Linked DNA regions of Homo sapiens: all the other regions are linked to region 3. A link is a contact called in ENCODE Hi-C data. All regions are on one chromosome and are shown on one strand. The core of a region is the stretch at or near the end of the contact, and the rest is flanking DNA. Distances in the headings are between cores, read along the strand shown.

The links. A loop is a pair of places that touch in the nucleus more often than their neighbours do. Pooled maps may share reads with other maps.
Region 1: a pooled map shows a loop between it and region 3 (22-fold over the local background). The contact joins the promoter of DIAPH1 here to the promoter of YIPF5 in region 3. A Hi-C loop is called at or near these places in 7 of 50 pooled maps.
Region 2: a pooled map shows a loop between it and region 3 (4-fold over the local background). The contact joins the promoter of NDFIP1 here to the promoter of YIPF5 in region 3. A Hi-C loop is called at or near these places in 2 of 168 maps with a recorded cell type or tissue (CD4-positive, alpha-beta memory T cell and CD8-positive, alpha-beta T cell) and 8 of 50 pooled maps.
Region 4: a map of CD4-positive, alpha-beta T cell shows a loop between it and region 3 (5-fold over the local background). The contact joins the promoter of HDAC3 here to the promoter of YIPF5 in region 3. A Hi-C loop is called at or near these places in 2 of 168 maps with a recorded cell type or tissue (CD4-positive, alpha-beta T cell and naive thymus-derived CD4-positive, alpha-beta T cell), 1 of 37 single-sample maps with no recorded cell type and 12 of 50 pooled maps.

Annotation. Positions count from the first base shown.
Region 1 is chr5:141,614,992-141,621,110 of GRCh38, reverse strand. It overlaps DIAPH1 (diaphanous related formin 1), which reads left to right and starts at 2,111. Exons shown (of 28, transcript NM_005219.5): 1 at 2,111-2,313. The coding sequence starts at 2,197. It overlaps HDAC3 (histone deacetylase 3), which reads left to right. Exons shown (of 15, transcript NM_003883.4): 15 at 1-230. RefSeq lists silencers at 1,757-2,416, 2,477-2,526, 2,337-2,533.
Region 2 is chr5:142,107,432-142,113,094 of GRCh38, reverse strand. NDFIP1 (Nedd4 family interacting protein 1) reads right to left here and starts at 4,316. Exons shown (of 8, transcript NM_030571.4): 1 at 4,058-4,316. The coding sequence starts at 4,120. RefSeq lists silencers at 3,887-3,956, 4,027-4,156, 4,217-4,486 and an enhancer at 4,064-4,565.
Region 3 is chr5:144,166,817-144,172,499 of GRCh38, reverse strand. YIPF5 (Yip1 domain family member 5) reads left to right here and starts at 1,841. Exons shown (of 6, transcript NM_030799.9): 1 at 1,841-1,965; 2 at 2,535-2,654. The coding sequence starts at 2,545. It overlaps KCTD16 (potassium channel tetramerization domain containing 16), which reads right to left and starts at 1,627. Exons shown (of 4, transcript NM_020768.4): 1 at 1,491-1,627. RefSeq lists an enhancer at 1,700-1,979.
Region 4 is chr5:141,632,776-141,638,692 of GRCh38, reverse strand. HDAC3 (histone deacetylase 3) reads left to right here and starts at 1,844. Exons shown (of 15, transcript NM_003883.4): 1 at 1,844-1,957; 2 at 2,063-2,145; 3 at 3,740-3,882. The coding sequence starts at 1,903. RELL2 (RELT like 2) reads right to left here and starts at 1,696. Exons shown (of 7, transcript NM_173828.5): 1 at 284-1,696. The coding sequence starts at 467. RefSeq lists enhancers at 288-407, 1,108-1,157, 4,395-4,524 and silencers at 1,668-1,957, 2,018-2,067, 2,077-2,371.

The DNA of each region.
Region 1 (6,119 bases), core at 862-3,361, 2.6 Mb after region 3:
CTCTGACTTCCTCCTCCCCTGGGTTCTGACTTCTTCCTCCCCTTGCTTCCAGGGAAGATGAAGAGAGAGAGATTTGGAAGGGGCTCTGGCTCCCTAACACCTGAATCCCAGATGATGGGAAGTATGTTTTCAAGTGTGGGGAGGATATGAAAATGTTCTGTTCTCACTTTTGGCTTTATGTCCATTTTACCACTGTTTTTATCCAATAAACTAAGTCGGTATTTTTTGTACCTTTCGCCTTTCTAGGAATGTTAATTCTTGCTAGTTTCCTATTTATGAAAGGAGAGGGAAATGGGCATGATGATGCATGTAATAAAAGCATAGTTAACATTCATTCAGCACTTATCCTACGTTAGGCCCTGTGTATGTATTCTACATTTATTATTGTAAATATAAGAAGTTAATAGAGGATTTTGGTTAAGAGTTAGACAAACCTGGGCAGATTTGAGAGGAGTAGAAGATGACTTCAGGTTTTTGAATCTGGGTGTTTAGAGTAGTGATGCTAGTTGGTGAAGATACACTGAGATAAAACATGTTAAGTGCTTAGCACAGTGCCTGACAGAAGAAGTTGCCCATTATCTGTCTATGTGAAGAACAATGCTAAATACTGTAGTAGCCACAAACATGAACCTTTCTCTAGAAGAGTTTACATTCCAGTCAGTAGTATGATAAATATTGTAGCAGATACAGACTGATACAAGAAAGAGGACTGATAGATGGGTCACTTCCTCCCCTCCATTCTCTGATTCTGTCTGTTCTCAACACTAGCTTAGAAAGTAGCTTTTGGACTTTTTAGACAAAATGTCTGGAAAGCTCAGCACTAAGTCAAGTTTGAAGTATGGGATGGACAGCTCTATGTAACATTCTATCCGATCACCATCAGAAGGTCTGGACCACAAGAGAGATGAATGCCAAATTTAGGAGCCAGCCAGCTTGGCAGAGTCCCTGGTATATCTCAGGCCCTTGACTAGGTACTGGGGCTCTAGAGTAAGTAAGTCACTGACTCTGCCCTTCAGGAACTTATGCTTGAAATCTTGCTAGCTGTGGTCAAGAATATTCAGTCCATATTGTGAAGGCCGACTGGTAGCCACGTAACTGTCACACAAGGGACAGATGTAGCTGGGAGAATGGATGAAATTGCTTAGGGAGAAAGTCATGCTAGAAGAGCAAAGAATATACTCTTGGAGAATACTCATTCTTTTCACTCATGTTTGGTTTATGTCAGTGGGGAATCCTGGTTAAACATAGGGTTTGGCAGCAAATCAGACTAAGCTGGGTTTAAATTTTATATCAATTATGCGTTCTTGGGCAAGTCACTTCAACTCTCAAAAGTCCAAATTTACTATTTATAAAATGGTGAGGCTAGCAGAATCTATCACATGGGACTGTGGGGACTTAGAAAAATACATGTAGAGTGTTTGCCTAGTGCCTAGCAGAGAGCAAAGGGCATGGTTAAGTGGTAACTGTTATTGCTGTTTAGGCACATGTTGGCAATAATTAGTTTGTCCTGATTAGAAACAATTAGATGGTACCTAACCTGGAATTCGAACTAGGAAATTAAACTCCAGAGCGAGTCTGGTTTAGTCTAGTGCTTGCCCTGGACCGAGCTCTGTTCTTGCTACCTTGCTTTCAAAACATGGTGGCTATCACTATAATTTTTTTCATGTGTTCCATGGGTATTGCACACATTGAAAACTGCATTCTCTTGGAAAACCTGTCACTAATTTTCTGCCAGGATAATGGTCTCACGCGATTTTTGGTCTGGGATGTGAGAGGGTCCAGGCTGTCAGGCTGTACAGCCACGTGGGCGCTGCGTGGGAGCCAGAGGCCTGCGCTGCTCCAACCGCCAGGGGGCGGTGCTCTCCGCCGCGGCCGCGGAGAGCTGCACCGCCCACTCACCACCCCCCCCCACGTGGGTCCGAATGGTTAGGTCCGCTGGGCAGGTAGCGCGCTTCCGCGGCTTCCCTCCGCCCCTCTCCCTTCCCCCATTGGTAGGGGCTGCGGGTCCGGGCGGAAGTGGGGCAGGCGGGCGGGAGCGAGGCGTCGTCGTTGTATATTCATGAGGCGCGCGCAGCCCGGCATGCTAATGAGGCGGGGCGCGGCGGCTGGCTAAAGAGCGACTGGGCGGCGGCGGGCGCGGAGCTGCCAGGCGGGAGCGGCGTAGGCGCGGGGTCGCCGGCCAGCGTGAACCGGGACATGGAGCCGCCCGGCGGGAGCCTGGGGCCCGGCCGCGGGACCCGGGACAAGAAGAAGGGCCGGAGCCCAGATGAGCTGCCCTCGGCGGGCGGCGACGGCGGCAAATCTAAGAAATTTGTGAGTGTCCCTCCCATCCCGCTCCTGCCTGGCCCCGTAACCGCCCTCTGGACCCCTGCAGCCGGCCCCTGGGGCGCCTGCCCGGCTTTGGGGAGCCGCCCCCGCGCCTTCCTTCCTCGTTTCGCTCGGTCCGCAGCTCTGCAGCCCGACATCCTCTCCCTTCGGGACCTCGGGAAGCCCCGGAATCCCACCCGGCTCTTGCCCCGGCCACCTCGGGGCTTCCCTCGTTCCCCAGCCCTTACATTCTGCCCTCCCGCCCGCATATCCCCGGCCGGCTCTCAGCCCCGTCTCTCCCCTCTCAGCCTCACTTCCTTTCTTCTTCCTCCAGTACCCGAACACGCCTCCTCTTTTTTGGTCCCCTCTTCTGGGTCCATTTTCTCTTCTTAACCTTACACCTTTTTTGGTATTCTCGTATTTCCTTCTCCTAAAGGTCACTTCCTTCTCCATGATTCATCCTTTTTACCTGCTAACTTTCCTCCCGCCCAGTCCCCCGTGGGCCCTCCGCCCGGTGTCACTTGATAATCCTTCCCCTGAGGAATGTTACCTGACTTGAGCCCTACCCCCAACTCCTTCTTTGGACGTTTGTCCTTGCGATTACAGGAATGGGCTCCTGCCCAGGTCCTATGGTCACTGGGGCATGACGTTTATTTGTTTACCAGTATTCCTCTCTCCAGAGAACCTCTCTCTTTGCCCTGTTGCTTATCACTTTTCAGAGGATTAGAACTCTCATGATTGTGCCCTTCTTGACCTAGGATGGTGATAAACCTCTCCTGTGGGAAGAAAGTTGGACTGCGAGTTCAAGAAGTTTGTAATTGAATTGTTTTTTATACATTTCCCATGATAACCGTCTCCTCTACTCCTTTTCTACTGCCTCTTGTGCCCCAAGGCGACTATCGGCTTCCCTTTGCGTGCCTGTAGAAGAGTAAGCTTTCCTCAAGTGCCAGTTACTTTCAATCCGAGTGAAGGAATAGTGATATACATGTAACCCTATCATATTTCATTACCTTTTGCCCACACCAACGCCTCTCTCCAGGGAGCCGTTTGGTTGCTTTTTTGCTATAAAAGCTTTGTAAGATACGGGGCACTGTCCAGGAGAGGAAAAGTCTTGGATATTGATGATCATTATAATAGCTAGTTATAACTGTAGCTCTTTTGTCTTCTCTTCCAGGTATTTATGCCCTTACACTAGTGTATCTTTCTACTAAACAAATGGCTTGTAACTCTTAGTCCCACCTCCCAACATTTTGACCCAGCTCCACAAATTTGGGAAGAAAACTGATAAAGCGATGGAAACAGGAAGAAAATGTTGTTTTATGACCTAGAGGGTTGAGATGTTAACCCTGGAGGGTTAGATGTTTAATTCTAAATAGAATTAAAATAGTGACTCATCTCTTCCTATTTCTAGCAAGACCAAGTGCTCCTGGACTGCCCTTTCCAGTGATATCTGAGATGTCAGTAACCATCTGTTTTTATCTGGTGAACATCTTTTTTTCCCCCCCTAGAAATATAAGGTTAAGGGTATTGACACCCCCTCCTTCTTTGGTGACTAAAGCAGCATTTTTGTATGTTTCTTTAGGATAAGAATTGACCCCTCCCCCCCGTTAGCTTTCCTTCCAAAACTTAAGTTCTAGGGCTCATATTCCTTCTATTTCTGTATCTTTTTGTTTTGATTTTATTTCCATGAGTACTGTTTGACCTTCCTCACCCAAATTCCAGCTATTGCTGCTGACTTGTGGTGACCTCAGTGACTTGTTTTCATGTCTTGAGTAGAATTTTATATGTACTCTATTTTATCTAACAATTATTTCACGAACTTGTGAAGTCTACTATGTGTGTGGTACTGTAAGGTGAGAAACCTGAGGAAGCTCAACCCCTTTTCACCTGTCTTTTGGAATGTCCATGAAGTCTTCTATATGTTTAATGGATTTGGCTCAGGGTTGTAGGTATTTGCTTTAGAGAGGATGGAGCTGAACCAAGTTCTCTTTTCTTTCTGCGGTGTTAGTCTTAACCCTTAATCTGCTGAATTTTTAAAACTAAATAGCTCAGGTAATGAGGAAAATTGCATTAGTAGCTACGGAATTGGAAGGTTTCTAGGAAAGTAGTGCTGCTTAACCCTTTTATTGCCAAATGTAACCTATCTCAAGGCATCAGAATATTCTTTCTTCCTCTTGCTCCTTTTATGAGAACTCTGTGGAAATGAGAGATGAGGAGGAGCATTGCAATCCACTTCTCTTTGTGTCTGTGTATGTATACGTGGGTGGGTGGAGTGGGCGAGATTGCTGGTGTGCTTTTGATACCCGTGGCTTAGTTTTCTTGAACTATAGGCTAAAACTGAACTCAAAGGTCTTTCGCCGCCTCCACCTTTTCTAGAGTATGTGTCCTCTGGAACTCCATTAAGAATGTACTGTATAAAACTGCACTGGTTTGGACTAAGTGTGCCCGAAGGTTGTTTGCATTTGAGGGTTTATAATTCCTTTAGCTGCTACATACCTTTCCTGGCTTATGCAGGTTCTAAATACGGATTAACTGGTGAGAACACAGAGCTCACAAATTGTCTGAGATCTGCTCTTACCCTCTGAGGCATCTTGTGTGGAAAGGAGATGGACCCTCAGTTTAAAAGTGGTTGGGCATCATCTTTTAAAAACACATGATTGTTAGACGTGCTGACAGTGAGTGGCTGAAGCCAGGCTGCCTGGTATTACCCCTTGGTTCTTCATGAGTCTGTCTTCTCCTGGGCCATGAGCATACCCCTTCTCCGGCATTATTCCATTTCCTTTCACAAGTCCTTAAGATGAAGGAAAATAAAAATTTTAGGTGAACAGAGGGTTTTCTGACTTTTCAGCAGTGATCAATGTGGGTGTCAAATAGACTGATTTCCAAAATATACGTAAGGGGAATAAGTAGAACCGGGATGTTAGGAGGCTGCAGAGTATTCTTACATTTAATAGACTTTGTATGCACTCTCATATAATCGAGAAAGTGATGCATTGTAAGAGAGAATATTGCTTCCTGATTTAACTAGGAGCATTAGCGAGAATTTTTTTTTTCTTTTTTTGAGATGGAGTCTCGCTCTGTTGCCCAGGCTGGAGTGCAGTGGTGCAATCTCAGCTCACTGCAAGCTCCGCCTCCCGGGTTCATGCCATTCTTCTGCCTCAGCCTCCCCAGTAGCTGGGACTACAGGCACCTGCCACCACGCCTGGCTAATTTTTTTTGTATTTTTAGTAGAGACGGGGTTTCACCGTGTTAGCCAGGATGTTGTCGATCTCCTGACCTCGTGATCTGCCCACCTCGGCCTCCCAAAGTGCTGGGATTACAGGCGTGAGCCACCGCGTGCGGCCCTTTTTTTTTTTTTTTTTTTTTCTTTTTCTGAGACGAGTCTTGCTGTGTCCAAGGCTGCAGTGCAGTGGCGCGATCTCGGCTCACTGCAACCTCCACCTCCCGGGTTCAAGCGATTCTCCTGCCTCAGCCTTCCAAGCAGCTGGGATTACAGGTGTACGCCGCCACACCCAGCTAATTTTTGTATTTTTAGTAGAGACTGGTTTCACCATGTTGGCCAGGCTGGTCTTAAATTCCTGACCTCGTGATCCGCCAGCCTCAGCCTCCCGAAGTGCTGGGATTACAGGCGTGAGCCACCTCGTCCGGCCAAGAGAATGATTTTTACTATTATTAAAATTATTAAAATTAGTTTAATTTTGGATTCCTATATTGAGTTATGATCATGTTGCAGTTACACGGTCTTCTAAATGCAAAGTAATAGAGTATAAATGTTTAGTAGTAGACTCCTGTCCAAAAGGAGACAAATTAAA
Region 2 (5,663 bases), core at 3,067-5,566, 2.1 Mb after region 3:
GTGTCATCATCACCCACTTACATTGAATTCAAATCCAAGTATCCCAAAATACTTGAAATGAATTGGCAAAATTCATGCACACATCTACCGCAGAAGATCTGCGTTCATCTATGGATGAACGGGAGTTAACGTCCTCAGAGAGAGAAACACGCAACAGGTTTCTCAGCACTCAGTATGGGCCTACTTAGGTCTTTCTAAAATAGTGCTTCCATACTGTCTGAGACAGTCTCAGTTTCAAAAGGCAAAAATGAAAAAAAAAATAAAATAATGCCAGGGGAACCTATAAGCCTAGCCTCTTTTTTTTTTTTTTGGACAGAGTCTCACTTCGTCGCCCAGCCTGGAGTGCAGTGGCGCGATCTCGGCTCACTGCAATCTTCACCTCCCGGGTTTCTCCTGCCTCAGCCTCCCGAGTAGCTGGGACTACTACAGGCACGTGCCACCACGCCCAACTAATTTTTTGTATTTTTAGTAGAGATGGGGTTTCACCATGTTAGCCAGGATGGTCTCGATCTCCTGACCTTGTGATCCGCCCACCTCGGTGCCTTTTTTTTTTTTTTTTTTTAAGACAGTCTTGCTCACCCAACCTGGAGTACAGTGGCGCGATCCCAGCCTACTGCAAACTCTGCCTCCTGGGTTCAAGTGATTTTCCTGCCTCAGCCTCCCAAGTAGCTGGAGTTACAGATGTGCACCACCACACCGTGCTTTTTTTTTTAAACAGAGTCTTGCTCTGTCGCCAGGCAGGAGTGCAGTGGCACGATCTCAGTTCACTGAAACATCTGCCTCCCAGGTTCAAGCGATTCTCCTGCCTCAGCCTCCTGAGTAGCTGGGACTACAGGTGCACGCCACCACGCCCAGCTAATTTTTGTATTTTTAATAGAGATGGGGTTTCACATGTTGGCCAGGATGGTCTCAATCTCTTGACCTCGTGATCTTTGTGATCTGCCTGCCTTGGCCTCCCAAAGTGCTGGGATTACAGGCATGAGCCACCTTGCCTGGCCATTTTTTGTTTTGTTTTGTTTTGGTTTTTTTTGAGACAGTCCCACTCTGTCACCCAGGCTGGGGTTCAGTGGCACAATCTTGGCTCACTGCAACTTCTGCCTCCCAGGTTCAAGCAATTCTCCTGCCTCAGCCTCCCAAGTAGCTGGGATTACAGGTGAGTGCCACCACACCTGGCTAATTTTTGTATTTTTAGTAGAGGCAAGGTTTTGCCATGTTGGCCAGGCTGGTCTCGAACTCCTGACCTCAAGTGATCCGCCCACCTCGGCCTCCCAAAGTGCTGTGATTACAGGTGTGAGCCACCACACCTGGTTGAGCCTACCCTTTCTGCATAGTCTGTCACTATGCTAAATTCAAGTTGTCCACATATTACACTACCAATAAAAAGACCATAAAGACAAAACTGTGTTTGCATTTATGAATGAATCATACAGTTTTCCATTACATTTACTTGGTGAGAAAACTAGCTCAATTTGATTAACCAGATCAAATAGAAGTCAGAACAGCCCTGTGTGACAACCAAAGAGTATCATGCTCCTATCAAGTTGCCTGGACAATTCACCATCATTCTATAATTCAAAAGCCTTTTAAAAATGCATATTCGCTGACCAGGCATTTCCATGGCTAGTAATTTATGCTAAGGAAACGGTTGAAGACGTATGTGAAATAAATTTCAATGAAAAAAACTGTAAACATTCTTAGTGACCAAAGATAAGCAATTAGTTAAATTATGATTCAGCCATACAATTACATGCCATGCAGACATTAAAAATATTTTATATAGAAGACATTAATAACATTGTGTGAAGAACATTACAAAATAGAATTATGAACCTATTTCATTATTTATCTAGCATGCCTTTGTAGATACATGTGCATGATACACATGTGCAAATGTATGAATGCACATGTCTGAGAACAAGATACACATGGACACGTGCAAAAGTATGTGCAAGTATGATCGGGGCTCATAAAACTGCACACAAATGTACAAAGATATGTCTGTATACGTATATATGGGTACATAAGAGAATACATATGCATGTGTATATATCTGCTAATGCATACACCTATATCTGGACTGTGAGCCTGTGTTTTAAGTAGGTGAGTGTGTGTATATCCTTATAATCACTACTTAGCAGCCTGTGACCTTGAGGCAAGTTACTGAGCCACTTTGAGTCTTTGACAATGAGAACAAACCCTGGTTCATAAGGGTTTGGTATGAATTAAAAGAAAAAAAAAATGGATGTAAATTACTTAATACTGTGATTGTTGCATAAAAAAATCAATATTAGCTTTCCTGCATTCCTTATCTGTACACACATATACTGATCTATAACTATGTATATTTACATAGCTATAAACCCACAAGAATGCACATTAAAATATTACCTTTGGTTATCTATTTGGTTTTTGTTTAGGGAGGGTTTTGCAGTTTTTTGGGCTTTCATCTTTTACAATTTTTCTAGGAAGATTTTTTTCTCTTTTTTTTATACTTCAATTCTGCATAATTAAAAAATATTAAATGCCACACTAAGGAATACATGATTTTGATACTCCAGCAAATTTTTTATATTCTAGCAGTATGTCAGCATTACCTAATAGCTCAAGAAGATGGCAGTACAAAGAAAAACCACAGCTCTTTTGCTCGTTAGCCTTATCCAAGTCAGGATGAAAAGGATGAAATCAGATGACAGTATACAGTAGGGGTGATTTGCAAACACTGTGGTGACAGTTAAGTGGCATCTGTTATTCCCATTTTATTAAAGCAGTAAGGAACCCGCAGGCTGCCCAAGGTCATAGAAAAAAAGCATGTGCTAGATCCATGTGCTCTGAAGAGATCTAAGGATTAACTGCATTGCCACAATTTGGGCCGTGTTTATAAAACCAAGAAGTGAAATTCTTAACTAGTCATTTTGGGAGTCCAAGCCTGAGTGGGGACGGATTGCAACACATGGCTGATGATAGCAAAACAAACCAGTAACCGGCCGGCCGCACCAGGGTTAATCTACGTTTTCATCGTACTGGCTGGCTTTCCTTACTTCTAAAATATAAAATTGTAGATCGTCTAAGATAGGACATTTTATTTGATAAAAGGAGGATTGACATCTGTATGCACCGAAAGCATCTGAAACATGACAAACACAAGCCGTTATTTGCGGTTCCAATCAACATCAGTTTACCACCTGGCTCAATTCCCACCATTACTGTATGTTAGATTAACACTTCCAAAAACCCTGCAGAAGGTCTCTAAATTTCCTGGGGGAACTTAGCTACAGACGCGGAGTGAAACAAGCAGCTCTTTTCCCTGGGGCCTCAATGTATTAAATCAAACCCGAGAAAATGATCCAATCATTTCCTATACATTTCCTCCCCAGCTATGCCATCAAATCTCTTAAAACGTCACTTCCAAGCATTTAAAATACACCCGGCACACGCCCTGCAGACTTCATCGTAGCTCTCCCTTTTGGGGCATCACCACAGCCAAACATCGCCTCTTCCAAATCTACTGCAAACTGCGGGCTTGTCTCTTGCTTCATTTTTTACTTTTGTCTTAAAACGGAGGCGAGGGGGATGGGTTTCGACAAACTAGGCTCTGAAACCCTGAGCAATAGCATCTTGCTGTGGGGAGCTATCGGCAGCAGCAGAGATTTTAATCTTTTCTCTCCACCCAGTTTCCGTTTCATGCTTTTTTCTTTCTTTCTTTTCCAATGACATCAAACCAAAGGTGGAAAAATGAAAAACGAATGCCTCAGATCGATGCCGCCTGTGGGTCGCGGGTTCTGACTCAGGGACCCGCCCGCCCTGGGAAATGCGGGAAACGAGGCCGGGAGGAGGACTTTCCACCGCCGGAGTCCCACCTGGGGTCGCAGACGGGCAGGCCGGGCCCGTGGCAGCCTCGAATCCGAGCCCGGGGCCCGACCCGCCCCTCCAGGCCCAGCGCGGCCTGCCAAGCCCCGGCGTCGAGTTGGCCGCGGGCCGGCCAGAGAGGCCTGAGGCGGCCAGCGGGCAGGGCAGAGCCAGGGACCGGAGTTCGGGGCTGGAGTCGGGCGCCGCTTACCTGCTGGTACCGGCTGCCGCAGGCCGGCTCGACCGCCGCCAGCGCCGCCAACGCCAACGCCATGGCGCAGCCGGCAGCAGGGAAGCAGAGCGAGCGAGCGAGCTAGCTGAAGGGGCGCGGCCGCTGCGGCTTGGGAGCGCTGGGAGGCCGAGGGGGACGCGCCTTGGGTGGGTCTCGATGGCCGCCGCCGCTCCCGGGCGAGACGCTCTTCTCAGGCTGTAAGCACCGCCGCCGCCGCCGAGGCTCCGACGCGGCCCCTGGGGAAGAGGCGGGGACTACGACGACGGCGCTGCGCCGCCGCCCCACCCCCGACTCGCGCCGCCCTGCCCGGCCCGGCCCGGCCTAGCCTAGTCCTGCGCCGCCGCCCCGAGGTGCACCGGCCCTGGTGTAGTTGCTCCGACGACCTGAGCCTCCGAGGCTCAAGTGTTGTATTCGATTCCACTAAAAACGAATTACTAACAGGCCAGCCCAAAGCAAGGGCGATGCTGCTGATGAGCACCTCGTGCCAAGCACTGAGCTTCACCTACGTGCCCTCATCCAGCCTTCAGCACAACCGCCCTGACGCAGGGACCACAACCCCATTCTCGAGGTCGTTGGCAACCAGAGAGGTTGACAATCTTCACAGCAGCGACCTGATCCCTCGTGTCTGGCAGCAGAATCGTGGTTCTTATTCACTCCCTTCTTTTATCTGCCGTACTCATAAACCAGGGGTCAGCCAGCGACAGGGAGGGGGCCAAATCCGGTCTGCCACCATGACTGTGAAAAGTACATGAAATTCAAGTTTCAGTGTCCATAAATAAAGTTTTATTGGAACACAGCAGCACCCATTTGTTTGGTATGGCCTGCAAACCCTATAATACTTGCTATCTGACATTTTACAGAAAAAGTTTGCTAACCCTAAATCCTTGAGAACTGCTTGGATCTCAAATCCTACTTAGGGTGGATGATTATAATAGCATCCTCATGTTTATGCCATCCTTTAGTATTTTAACAGCCTCATCTGCGGAATCGGAAACAATATTTTCCAAAAAAGCTCCCTGACTCGGTGACATGAAGTCAAAACTTGAAGGGTTTGGCCATGCTAAAGGCTTTCCCGACCACAGGAACAGGTGCAAAGGGCGGTCCAGAGAGAGATTGTCTTGTGGAAGAACAGAAAGGAGGCTGGCATAGCTGCCATATAGGAGATACAATTATCAGTGTTTCACAGATGAGGAAGTTATGCCCAAAGAAATTAAATATCTCACCCAATGACACAGAGCTACTAAGGGGTGAAGCTGGAATACAACTCCATTAAGCCAGCTTTCTTACCCAGTATTGCACAACTAAATTATAAGCTTTGTGAAGACAAGAGTATTTGTCTTTTAAATCTTATTACCTCCCAATGCCATGTAGCACAGTATAGCTATATAGCAGGCTTGCAAGGTCTGTTTCTTTCACACCCAGCCATCTGCAATTGCTTCTACCCACATGTCCTACAGAGAAAAACAAAATCTTCCATCTCTGAAGCTTGTTGCAATTCCCATTTCTTCTTCATTGCCTTTCCAAGTTGGCAGTGTAGAGGTTATATTAATATGATTATTGTCTTAGCTTCTAATTTTGAAGTTTA
Region 3 (5,683 bases), core at 592-3,091:
TGTTCAGTGGCAAAATAGGGTAGCTATAGTTAACAATAATTTATTGTATAGTTCAAAATAACTAGGAGTAGATTTATAATTTTCTCTACACAAAGCAATGACAAATGTCTGAGGCGACAGATATATCTCAATTACCCAGATTTCATTATTACACATTGTATGCTTGTATCAAAATGTCACATTTATCTCATAAATATGTACAACTATGATGTATCCACAAAAATAAAACAAATAAATTCGCTAATGGGTAAAAACCTCAAAGGGCAGCTGCCTGTTGGTCTCTAGAGTACAATCCTAGGTTTTTTGGTTGGGTCTTACATCCTTTTGTTGTTGCTATTTTTGTTTGGAGGGGAGTGCGTTTTCTGTTTGTTTTATTGGGGTGGGGGGTGTTGAGAGAAAAGTTTTAAGTGAAATTTTATTGTTCCTTTGGAAACTAGTCCCCAACAATGGTCTGGCTTCTTTTGTGAGGGCCTCAGGATTTTGATCCCAGAATATAATGCAGTGGCTCATGATAAATTTTATTGCTATAAACCCTGAAGAAAGTTCTGCTCATTAGTTAATAGCATCTTATTTCGAGTCACAATATTCGGGATTCCACCATCTTGGGAAAGTGATTTAACACAGGAGCCAAAGCAATCATTTTCAAAAGAAAACAATTTAAACATCACTCATCAGTTCACAATCTTCACTTCTTTTAGAACCAACACACAAATCCCACAGGATATTTCCTGGCCCCTTCCTGTTATTCCAGCCTCAACTCCTATGTGGCTCCCCTCACTTGCTGTTCCAGTCACTCAGGTTCCACTTAGAAGAGTGGTTGACAAATTCAGCTAATGTTGCCCCCACCGCCCCCAAGGACATTTGGATTTGGCAATGTCTGGAGAGATTTTTAGCTGTCACAACTTGGTGGTGATGGTGGTGGTGGTTGGTTGGGGGGAGTACTGGCATCTAATGGCTAGAGATTAGGGATGCTACTGCTAAGCATCATGCACAGGGCAGCCCCCAATAAAGAAACATCCTGACTCAAAATGTTAATAATGCTGAAGTTCAGAGCTCGATTTTCATCTTTCCTCAGACCATGCTTCCCAGATCTTGCACACATTGTTCTCTTTGCCTAAAATATTCAGGCTATTTTCCCTTATCCTCCTTTCCCGTTGCCCTTTCTTCTCTTTTCTGGTCTTCTCTAACTCCCACTCACCCTTTGATAACCCTCTTATAGTGGCTTTACAGACTCTTCTTCCCAGATGAATGTTACTCTTTCAAAGAATTATGGAACACTAAAGAATATTAGTAGCAATTTCACATGCATTTGTATGTGTTCGATTACCCCTCTCCACCACCAACTCCAGGTGGGTAGATGTCACCTAGCTTATATTTACCACAGTATCCCCAGCAGCTAGCACAGAATGAATGAATACTTAATAGCTTCACTTACAAAAGGGAAATAGGGTAACCATCTCATTAGGTTGTAAAGATTAAATAATACATACAAACACTTTAGCACAGTGCTTGAATCACAGTAAATGCTGACACCGAGGCATTGTAGGCATTGTAGTTTGTGGACAGGAGAGGGGACTCCGTCTGTCTCATTTTAGCGCCTCCCAGTCTTCCTCCATCACCTAGGTCTGAGAAACTCCTCCTCCTACCTACGAGTAAGCAGCAATTGCTACGCCTGCGCTTTCCTGGTTCCACCCCTAACCAGGCTGCCGGAAGCACTTTCCTCTTTGGCACGGGCCAGCCGCAGGTTGGGTAGATACTGCGCAAGCTCCATACTCGTGTCTCCTCCTCCCGCCCACCGGTGCCCAACCTGCTAACACGCCTGCGCGAGCGGGCGTGCCCCGGAAGCCGTTCTTTGGCCCTGTGACACGTAGCAACGGGGCTGGTTCAGGGTCTGAAACAGAGTTTGGGGGTTGTTTGGGATTAGTGAAGCTACTGCCTTTGCCGCCAGCGCAGCCTCAGAGTTTGGTGAGTGACCCAGGCCCGTGGCACAGTGTTCAGCTTCTCTCCACACCCGTGCAAATGGGCTTGTTGCCGTCTTTCGGCGCCGCGCCCTGGTCCTTTCGCTCAGACCCTCGCTCTCATTCAAGCCCTTGCCCTGACGCGGTCCCCTGCACCTCAGGCGCGACCTTCCAGATTCTGCACTTTTTCCTGGCAGGCCGCAGGCCTTATTTTGCAAGGAAGCAGTCGCCTTGTCAGCTGTAAAGCCCAGTCCTAAGGTGAAAAATCATCTTTGTTGTTATTGATATTTTAGACCGCTTATGGAACCACAACTCCCACGACCTCGCCCCTAATGGAAGGCATATCAGCTCTTTAAGGTGGAGTTGTCTTACTGGGCCGCAACTTAAAAGAATATACATTTTCTTACTCTCTCTCCGCTACCGTCGTTCAAATGCTGCGTACTTTCCGCCCCCATCCCCTCTCCGAATTACTGAAAAAATATTTGTTGTGTTTCTATTTGCTTAAGCAGACTGCCAGGAACGAATTCAGTAGAACCTTGGGCATAAGGAATATTTGCCATTTCTCTTTTATTACAGATTATTTGCAATGTCAGGCTTTGAAAACTTAAACACGGATTTCTACCAGACAAGTTACAGCATCGATGATCAGTCACAGCAGTCCTATGATTATGGAGGAAGTGGAGGACCCTATAGCAAGTAACTTTTCATCTTTGGCAATTAATTTAGTCTACATTGCAGTGAAAACACATATTTAGAATATTTGGTTCTGCCTAAAACAATATGTGAACATGTCCTTTATCAGGAGTATGATCTTTCATGCATAATCTTCTTCCTCTAGAGAGATATGTGACACTGGCTTGGCTTCGAAGGTATTGTTCTATTTAAGAGTTGAGTGTCTTCTGCAAACTCTTCAGGTGTACCATGAATGGAAAAGTAGCTTGTTTGAAGAACTGTTTTCTAGTAACAGTATTTCTGTATTTAGAAGATGATGGGAGCTTCAGGTACCTAGGAGATAGGCTGTTAGTTCATAGGACCAGTGAAAAATTAAAGTATTTTGTTAGTAGTTAAATCAGTCCAACTCTGAGACTTTTATCAGTGCTAATTGAAAGTGCTTAGTGACATTATTTAATGATGTAAGCTCCTTATTACGAATCATCAGGCGATTTTCATACAGCAGTTGATAATCATTTTTATTACTCCTCCTTCTCAAACCCTTATGGTCAGTGCCACACGTGTTATAAGTTGCATACTGAGGAGGTTGACTCAAAGCCGTTAGCCTCTGAACATTTTTTTTTAAATGATCTTTTTATAGTACCTGGTGTTTGTGACAAAAATACATGAACTGAAGGCTTTCTAGCAATCTCACCTAAAACATCATCTCCTTAGTTTCTTAGGACCCTAGAGATAATCTTATCAGCTTCCTGTCAAATAAAGGAGCTTCCTATACTAGGATTGCTTAAACTTTTTTAGATGGTTCTGGATCTCTTTGAGAATCCTATTACAACTGGGCCTCTTTCCCATAAATACATGCATTCACTCAAACACCCAAATAAATGTGCATATATAACTTCAGACAATTCATGTGTTAAATGATGTTCATCATGGATCCCGAATTTGAAACCTCATAAAGACTGTTCCACGATGAGGGCAGGGGAAGGTTATGTATCTGTCAGTTTGTGAGAAACATGCAATACAGGAATGTGTTTGGATTAGAGTGCCCAAGAATTTAAAAAACAAAACAAAATTCAAATTCACTGTGGCTCTGTAATAGTGTCTGTCTTGGTTAGGCTATCCTTTCTAAAACATATAGTCTCTTTGAGTCTGCTTAATTTGGTATATTTTAAGGCTTTGTTTTCCCCTCTAAAACTTAACACATTTGAACAATGGGAGTGAGCATGTCAAAATACCCCGTGATTCATTTCTCTTTTCTGTTACTTAATTACATACCAATGAGGATTTATCTCTTTTGATAAATTAATGGGCAGAGTTGGAAAATTTGTATTGAGGTATTTCCATTCATTTATTTACCTAAATATGTATTTTTGGTGATTGCTCTGTGTATAGGAGAGCCAGAGTCCATCTAATAAATCCTTGCCTAAAGCAGCAACACAGCTTCGGAGAACCTGTCTCTCTATGCAGGCCTGTTTTTATCCGAATGGTTTTTATGATTAGAACTCAACAGAGCTATTCCATTTAGATTGCAGCCTACGAGATTTATCTGCCTCTGCTTTTCTTTTCTTTTCTGTCCTGTCCACGTTTGCATCACTTAAAAGGTGTGACTTACAGTCTCATTCCCTTTAACAGTCATTTCAGTTCTCCACACAGCAATTTAGATATTCTAAACAACTTGTTGCTGGTTAGCACCTGTTGCCAACTGTTCTCACAGTTTCATTCCAACCAAATCATGTACCAGTAAGCATTGCTTCAGTACTAGTGATGAAGTTTTATTCTGGGTGATTATATAACCATTATTGCTATAAACTTGGGTTTATAGATGATGCCTGGGAAAACAAGAAGCCTAATGTATTAACAGTAATAAATTTGAGTTTCTGAGATTTATTTTGTAAAAACTGGACTCTTCTGTGCGTACCTTCAAGTAGATCTGCAATCTAATGACATTTTAAATGTCCATCTCCGTTAACCAAATAATATTTTGTTTGATTTGCTAATTTAGTAACAAAGATCCGCTAATAACTTTTAGCTCTCCATTGGTGAAAATCTAGGTGCAAATAGCATATTACTTGCATTGTCTTTATGTTTTTAACTTGACTTGTTATTAGTACACAGTTCTGCATTTGCCATAATGAAGTCAGCTTTAACATTTTTTGGTTTCCTCTATAGGTGTTTCACAAGTATCATTCATAGATCCATTCACCAAAAAAACAAAAACAAAAAAGTATAAAAGGCCCTTTGATCATAATCTGTTGAGTTATATAAATGGAAAATTGGACAGGTTCCACATTGTATTCTAGATATGCTTATGAAATATATCATAATACCAAGTCACATTTTTTAAATTATGAAAGCTGTTATTTTTTTTCTTCTTTGACTTACCTGGTAGTATCTTTATGGAATATCTGAGGTTTTCCATGAACTTAGGTAACCAACCCAATATGTTAAGAGGCTTTGTCTTTGTTACTGGTACAGAGTACTTATGAGAGTATTGATTTAGTATCTGCTGCTTTTCATGTTGTTTTAGCCTGTAAAGATCGTGTCTGCCATACCATGTTTTAGTTTAAAACCAGCAGGAACAAGTCAGAAATTTTCCTGAATAGGTCCTGCCAGAAAAGGAAAATAGTAAAATTCTATGATATTGTCATTCTCACCTTTCCTCTTGAAGATGGAATGATGGTGCCACCTTTGAAACAATCAACTGCTTGCAGTACTTTTCTTCCTTACATGAAATTTATTGGTCTGTATCAGCAACTCTCAAAATTTAGGCTGTAGACTACAGAGGGTCCTTGAGACTCTTCTGAGATTCTTTAAAGTCAAAGTTATTTTCATAACAATACTAAGATATCATATACCTTTTTAGGTATGTTAACATTTGCAGTGCTGTTGCAAAAGTATTGATTGGTAAAACTGCTGGTACCTGAGTATGAATCAAGGTAGTGGCATCAAGTTGTTCTAGTAGTCATCATATTATTCATCACTCTATATACTTGTTAGAGAGTTGGCAGACAGTCAGTTTCATTTAAGGATTCTCTTGAGGAAGCAGTAAGAAT
Region 4 (5,917 bases), core at 595-3,094, 2.5 Mb after region 3:
CCTACTTGCTATCATGCTGGACCTCAGCATTTCAGGGACCAGAAAAGATGGGGACACCAATGCAAGCCCAAGACTACCATCCAGAGGACCGTTCCTGCCCATGCTGCTTTCTCTAGTTTTGCTTTCAGAGTGGTGTCACCCCACTTGCTAACTCAAGAGTGCATCACTAGGCTTCCTGAGCAGGTTTGATCAGGATTTGGCCTGGGTCTGTTGGTCAGGGAGGCAGAGGTGTGGGGAGAAGGGTGAAAGGTGACTGAGCCAGGGTTCCAGGCTCCTCACTCACGGGGCTGAAGCTGGGCATCGTCAGGCTCAGAGCCCCTCGACGTGCGGCAGCGGTAGCCCTTCTTCTTGAGCACGTGGCAGATCATGAAGCCTACCAGGCCCATGAGGAAGAAGACCAGCACAAGCAGGAAGAGCATATATAGCCCATGTTGGGGCGGTTCCAGGTCAGGCTGTGGTTCCGACATGAGGCCCTGGGGGGCGAGCGCGGGCCAGGGCGCCTCCTGGGTTTAGGGGGCTGCAGCTGGGAATGGGGGAGGGGTAGGAATGCCGTCCTCAGGATCTGAAACAAGCACGTCTAAGACGTCCGGCTGAGGTCCGGCCCCACCCCCTACCCAACCAGGGAGCTGTCCGGGCCAGGAGTGCTGTTTCGCCTTTCGGCAAGAGGTCAGCGGCAACGCAAGCTCTCTACCACGACCCTGGTCCCGCTTCCCCGACGCCCCGAGCGTTCCCCTTTCCAGCTTGTTCGCGCTTCTGTCCCTCCCAAGGACACTGCAGCACGAGATGGGACGGCATTCTTAGGCGGCGGGAGCAGAAATCCTGCCTGAGTCAGCGCCCGCACCTCCTCCACGCCGGCCTGAGCCAGGCCTCTGCAGCCCCTTCCTCTCAGTACTCCCGCACCCCTCTCCCTTTTTGGTTTCTCCCACCCTGACCACCTGGCCGACCCGGTACCGGTGATTTGGTTCTGGTTCCGGCTTCTGCTGGGGTTCCGGCTCCAGGGGCGTCCTAGTGCGGCTCAGGGCCCCCGACGCCCTTCCGGCGCTCATCCCTTGATTCCTCCCCTCCCCCTTCGCCGCCTCACCGGCCCCGGGCTGTGGCTGCGGATACCCGCGCCGTGGCAGGCGGGGGGAGGGAAGAACAGAGAAGGATGCGGGCTGGCTGAGAGCGGTGGCAGGCTCCGGGCAACTCCGGCCCTGGGTCAGGGAGATCGCCTCCGCAGCCGCCCTGGCTTCCCAAATGCCTTCACCCGTCGCGGGCCCAGGACCAGGGGGCGGAGCGCAGGTGTGCGGGGCGGAGAGCGTGAGCTCTGCGCGCGCGTGACTGCGCCGGGCCCCCCCGGGGCAATGTGCGGCGCCGAGTCTGGGTCCGGGTAGGGGACAGGCGGTCCGGCGTGGGTGTTGTCCACTGGTCTATCCGGTACGCCTGGCGCAGCTCCTGCCCTCAGATGCCCCGACCGAGCGGAGAGTCAGGAATCTTCTCCGAGGGCTGGGGGAAGCCGGCTTTCCGCACCTTTGAGGGACGGAGTGGCGGGATCTTCGGAGCTTCCTAGAGAAGTGACCACGGCCTGCGCCCGGTTTGGGGCAAGCGGCTGGATGGGATGGCTCGGCTTCCCGAGGATCTGACCCCCGGCCGGAGACAAATGGCCCTCGCATCCTAGGAGCTATGCTGCCAGTTCCCTGCCCAACCCGGGACGCTCAAAGCCCCAGATACCGGGAGAGCTGAGCCGGGCGAGGGGCGGAGCTCCCCTGGGGGCGTGGCCTGGGTGTGGATGGAGGCGGGGCCGCAACGCCCAGTTCCGCAGAGGCCGGCTACGTGCTTGCGCAGCACGCACGGCCGGGGAGGGGCTGGCGGCGGCCGCGGGCGGCGGGCGGCGGAGGTGCGGGGCCTGCTCCCGCCGGCACCATGGCCAAGACCGTGGCCTATTTCTACGACCCCGACGTGGGCAACTTCCACTACGGTGAGGAAACAGGGATATGCATGAGGGGTTGGGACACGGAGGTTTTGAGGCGGGGTTGCAACTCCAGGGGTGAGAGCTGACGAACTCTCTTCTCCCCACCCCCAGGAGCTGGACACCCTATGAAGCCCCATCGCCTGGCATTGACCCATAGCCTGGTCCTGCATTACGGTCTCTATAAGAAGATGATCGTGAGTTCCGCCGCCTCGGCCGGGGGTTGGGGGGTGGGGCGAGCTGTGGCCGTAGGGATAGGTGGGCTGGACTGAGTGCATGAAGTGCGACCCGCCCCTAGAGTATCGGGGAGCTGGATAGAAGTCACCAGGAGTACCTTGAAAGTGCAGGGTGTTGGGGGTGGCGTCCTCTGCTTAATGGAAAGTACTTTCTCACCTCAGGTCGGCCACCCTCTGACTGTAGGCACACTAGCCCTTGGCCTAGGGTTAGCGTGATGTGGGGCTGGTTTGAAGACAGAAGGTGTGTTCCTCCTCTGCATTTTAGAGTGTGGATAGGGCCTTGGCCTCAGGAATTAGGGTTAGGGGAGCGGATATCACTGTATCAGGGTGTGAGGTTTACCCTCAGTTCCCACTCCTCTTTTACCACCTTTCTTTACCTCCAAGGAGCTAGGGCTCCAGGGTGGAACGATGCTGCCGTCTTTGTAAATGTGTATGTGCGTGTGGAACAGAGGCGATATTTTAGATATTCCTTTTTCAGCCTGGAATACCTCTACATGGTTCTGCTTAATCGCTATCCAGTTTTTCATCTACCAGACATACACATGCTGTCTTCCCAGCTTGGAATTTATGGCTGTGATATGGGATAGTAACAGTTAAGCCACGCCAGGCGTGGTGGCCCATGCCTGTAATCCCAGCACTTTGGGAGGTTGAAATGGGGGGGATCGCTTGAGGCCAGGAGTTGGAGACCAGCTTGGGCCACAGTGGGACCCACATCTACAAAAAATAAAAATAAAAAAAGTAGCCATGTGCGGTGGGTGTGCCTGTAGTCCCAACTACTTGGGAGGCCGAGGCGAGAGGATGGCTTGGGCCCAGGAGTTTAAAGTTACAGTGATCTATGATCAGCAGCCTGAGTTGACAGGGAGGACCTTGTCTCAAAAGAAAAAATAAGACAAAACAGCTAAACCCAGGCTTTATGTGTTGCTAGGGAAACTAGTGAACAATATGAATGAATGTTCATTGCTTGTGCCAAGGCACAGACAAATGGACTGGTCATAGAAAAGACTGAGGTGATGTTAGTGCAGGAATCTATATCCCTTGAGATTGTTTGCCTGTATGTACCTGTGTGCATTTTCTGGGAGAAGAAAAGCTCTTTCTTGTGCAGTTTTCAAAGAGGTGTGACACATCCCCCTGACCTTCCAAAGATAATAAATCTTTGATTTTAATTAGAAAGTTGACATATATCCCATATATTTGACTCCAGAAAGAAGAATCCAGAGGAAAGAGGACAGAATCAGAGCTTGGGGGAGGAGATGAGCATGGAGAGAACTGGGAATAGGAGATTCCAAGGAACAGGGCAGGTGGATCAGGGCTCAAAGTTGAGAAGGTACGATAGGCTGAGCTGGAGGTGGAAAGGAAAAGAAGTGGTCTTCAGGGGGCTCATTTGTAATAACTTACCTGGTTAATCGGAGTCTCTCTACTGACTTAAGGATTGTGGGATGAGGGGAATGCTATGTTTGGCTTCATATAGTCTCCAGGACTGGGTTCAGTATGGGTGGTCTGAGCCTGTGGAGTGGGGCTGACCCTGCCTGGGTTCATCTTGTGTCTCCATCCCGAGGTCTTCAAGCCATACCAGGCCTCCCAACATGACATGTGCCGCTTCCACTCCGAGGACTACATTGACTTCCTGCAGAGAGTCAGCCCCACCAATATGCAAGGCTTCACCAAGAGTCTTAATGCCTTCAACGTAGGCGATGACTGGTGAGGGAGGACTGGGAGTTTTGATGTCTAACAGTTTAATGCCAAGCCCTTCAGTGAGGTCTTTTGGCAGCAGTGGGAAGATCTCAAGGGGGGCCTACTTGTCAATGCATCATAATTCATTTTATTTGTTTATTCAATAAATATTTATTGGTCACTTGTTCTAGGCAGGCCCTGTGCTAAGTGCTGGGAATGCAGTGATGAACAAAAACAAAATTTTAATATCGTATTTTTGCTAAGTCTTATAAAGAGGAGGTGTATGACAGATTATGAGAGTGTATACGTGGAGGATTGTTTAGCTTGGTGGAGTGGCTGGTCGGTGGGGCCTTCCTAGAGGAAGTAAAGATTGAGCTGAGATCTGAAAAAAGAGTAGAAGTAATCAGATGAAAGATGGTTGGAGGGTGAGGGGAGAAGTATAGCAGGCAGTAGGGACAAGTGCTAAGGGTCTGTGGTAGGACTGAGTATGACTCATTTGAGGAACAGAAAAAAGGCCAAGTGCAGAGTATGAAGAGGAGGTGAACTGAATTGAGGCTAAAGAAATAGGACCTTTTAAAAGCAAACAGCTCTATTATGAATTGGGGTTTTTACCCGTAGAGTAGAGGGAAGCTATCAAAGTGTTTTAAAAAGCAAGGGATCTTAAGAGGGCTATGGGCAGTTAAAAAAACAAAAAAAACAACGAAGGAGTGGTTTGATATCATTAGGTTTACATTGAGCTTGTATCATCCATAGAAGAGTCAGGGTTAGACCCTCTGGGGAAGAGAGTGGACAACAAAGATAAGCCACACTCTACTCTATATCCATGAAAAAATAGTAACCATCACAGCTACCAGTTGCTCAATTCTACTTACTTTTGTTTTTAAACTTTTTATTAGGGAAAATTTCAAAAATTTCTGAAAGTGAAGTAGTGCAGTGACCTCCCATACGTCCATCACCTAGCTTCAACGCTTATGAGCAAATGGCCACTCTTTTTTTTTTTTTTTTTTTTTTTGAGACAGAGTCTCACTCTGTAGCCCAGGCTGGAGTGCAGTGGTGCAGTCTTGGCTCACTGCAACCTCTGCCTCCTGGGTTCAAGCGATTCTCATGCCTCAGACTCCCGAGTAGCTGGGATTACAGGCGCCTGCCACCATGCCTGGCTAATTTTTGTATGTTTAGTAGAGATGGGGTTTCACTATGTTGGTCAGGCTGGTTTTGAACTCCTGACCTCAGGTGATCCACCAGCCTCAGCCTCCAAAAGTGCTGGGATTACAGACGTGAGCCATCGCACCCAGCTGAGCAAGTGGCCACTCTTACTTCATCTATACTCCCTCATGTTAGATTGTTTTAAAGCAGATCCTAGATGTTATATCCTTTTATCCATAAATATTTTATTATGTATCTCTAAATGATACTCTTTTAAAAAAACATAGTATCATTATCAAACCTAAAAAGTTAACAGTGATTCCTTAATGTCATCAAATATGGGATCAATATTCAAATTTCTGCAGTTGTCTCATAATTATTTTGTAGCTAATTTAAATCCAGATCTAAACAAGGTCTATACAGTGCATTTGGTTGATATGTCTCTTAAGACTTTTAATTTGTAGCTTTTCTGTCACCCCCTTGAATTTATTTCTTGAAGAAACCAGGTTGTTGATCCTGTAGAATTTCTTATGATAGCTACCATTTACTGAGTGCTTACTCTGCTAGGTATTATGCCAAGGGTTGCTGGTAAATCCACTTAATTCTCATACCAATCCTTAGATGTATTATAATAGACCTTTTTCTGATGTTATATATAAGTAAATTGAGGTTTGGGAATATCTAGGTAACTTAGCCGTAGTCACATAACTGGTCATTGGAGGGGGCATGATCCAGATCCCGGGTTTTTAAACCACTAATCTGTTTTCCTGAAAGATCTTAATGACAGAAGCAGCCAGGGCTGTAGGATAGAGGCCAACTCATTAGGCTGGCATTGGCACCTTTCCAACTTTATCCCTACACCTCAGCTGCACAGGATGCCTTCCTGGAATGCCCTTAGTTCTCTATTCAACCTCTTCAA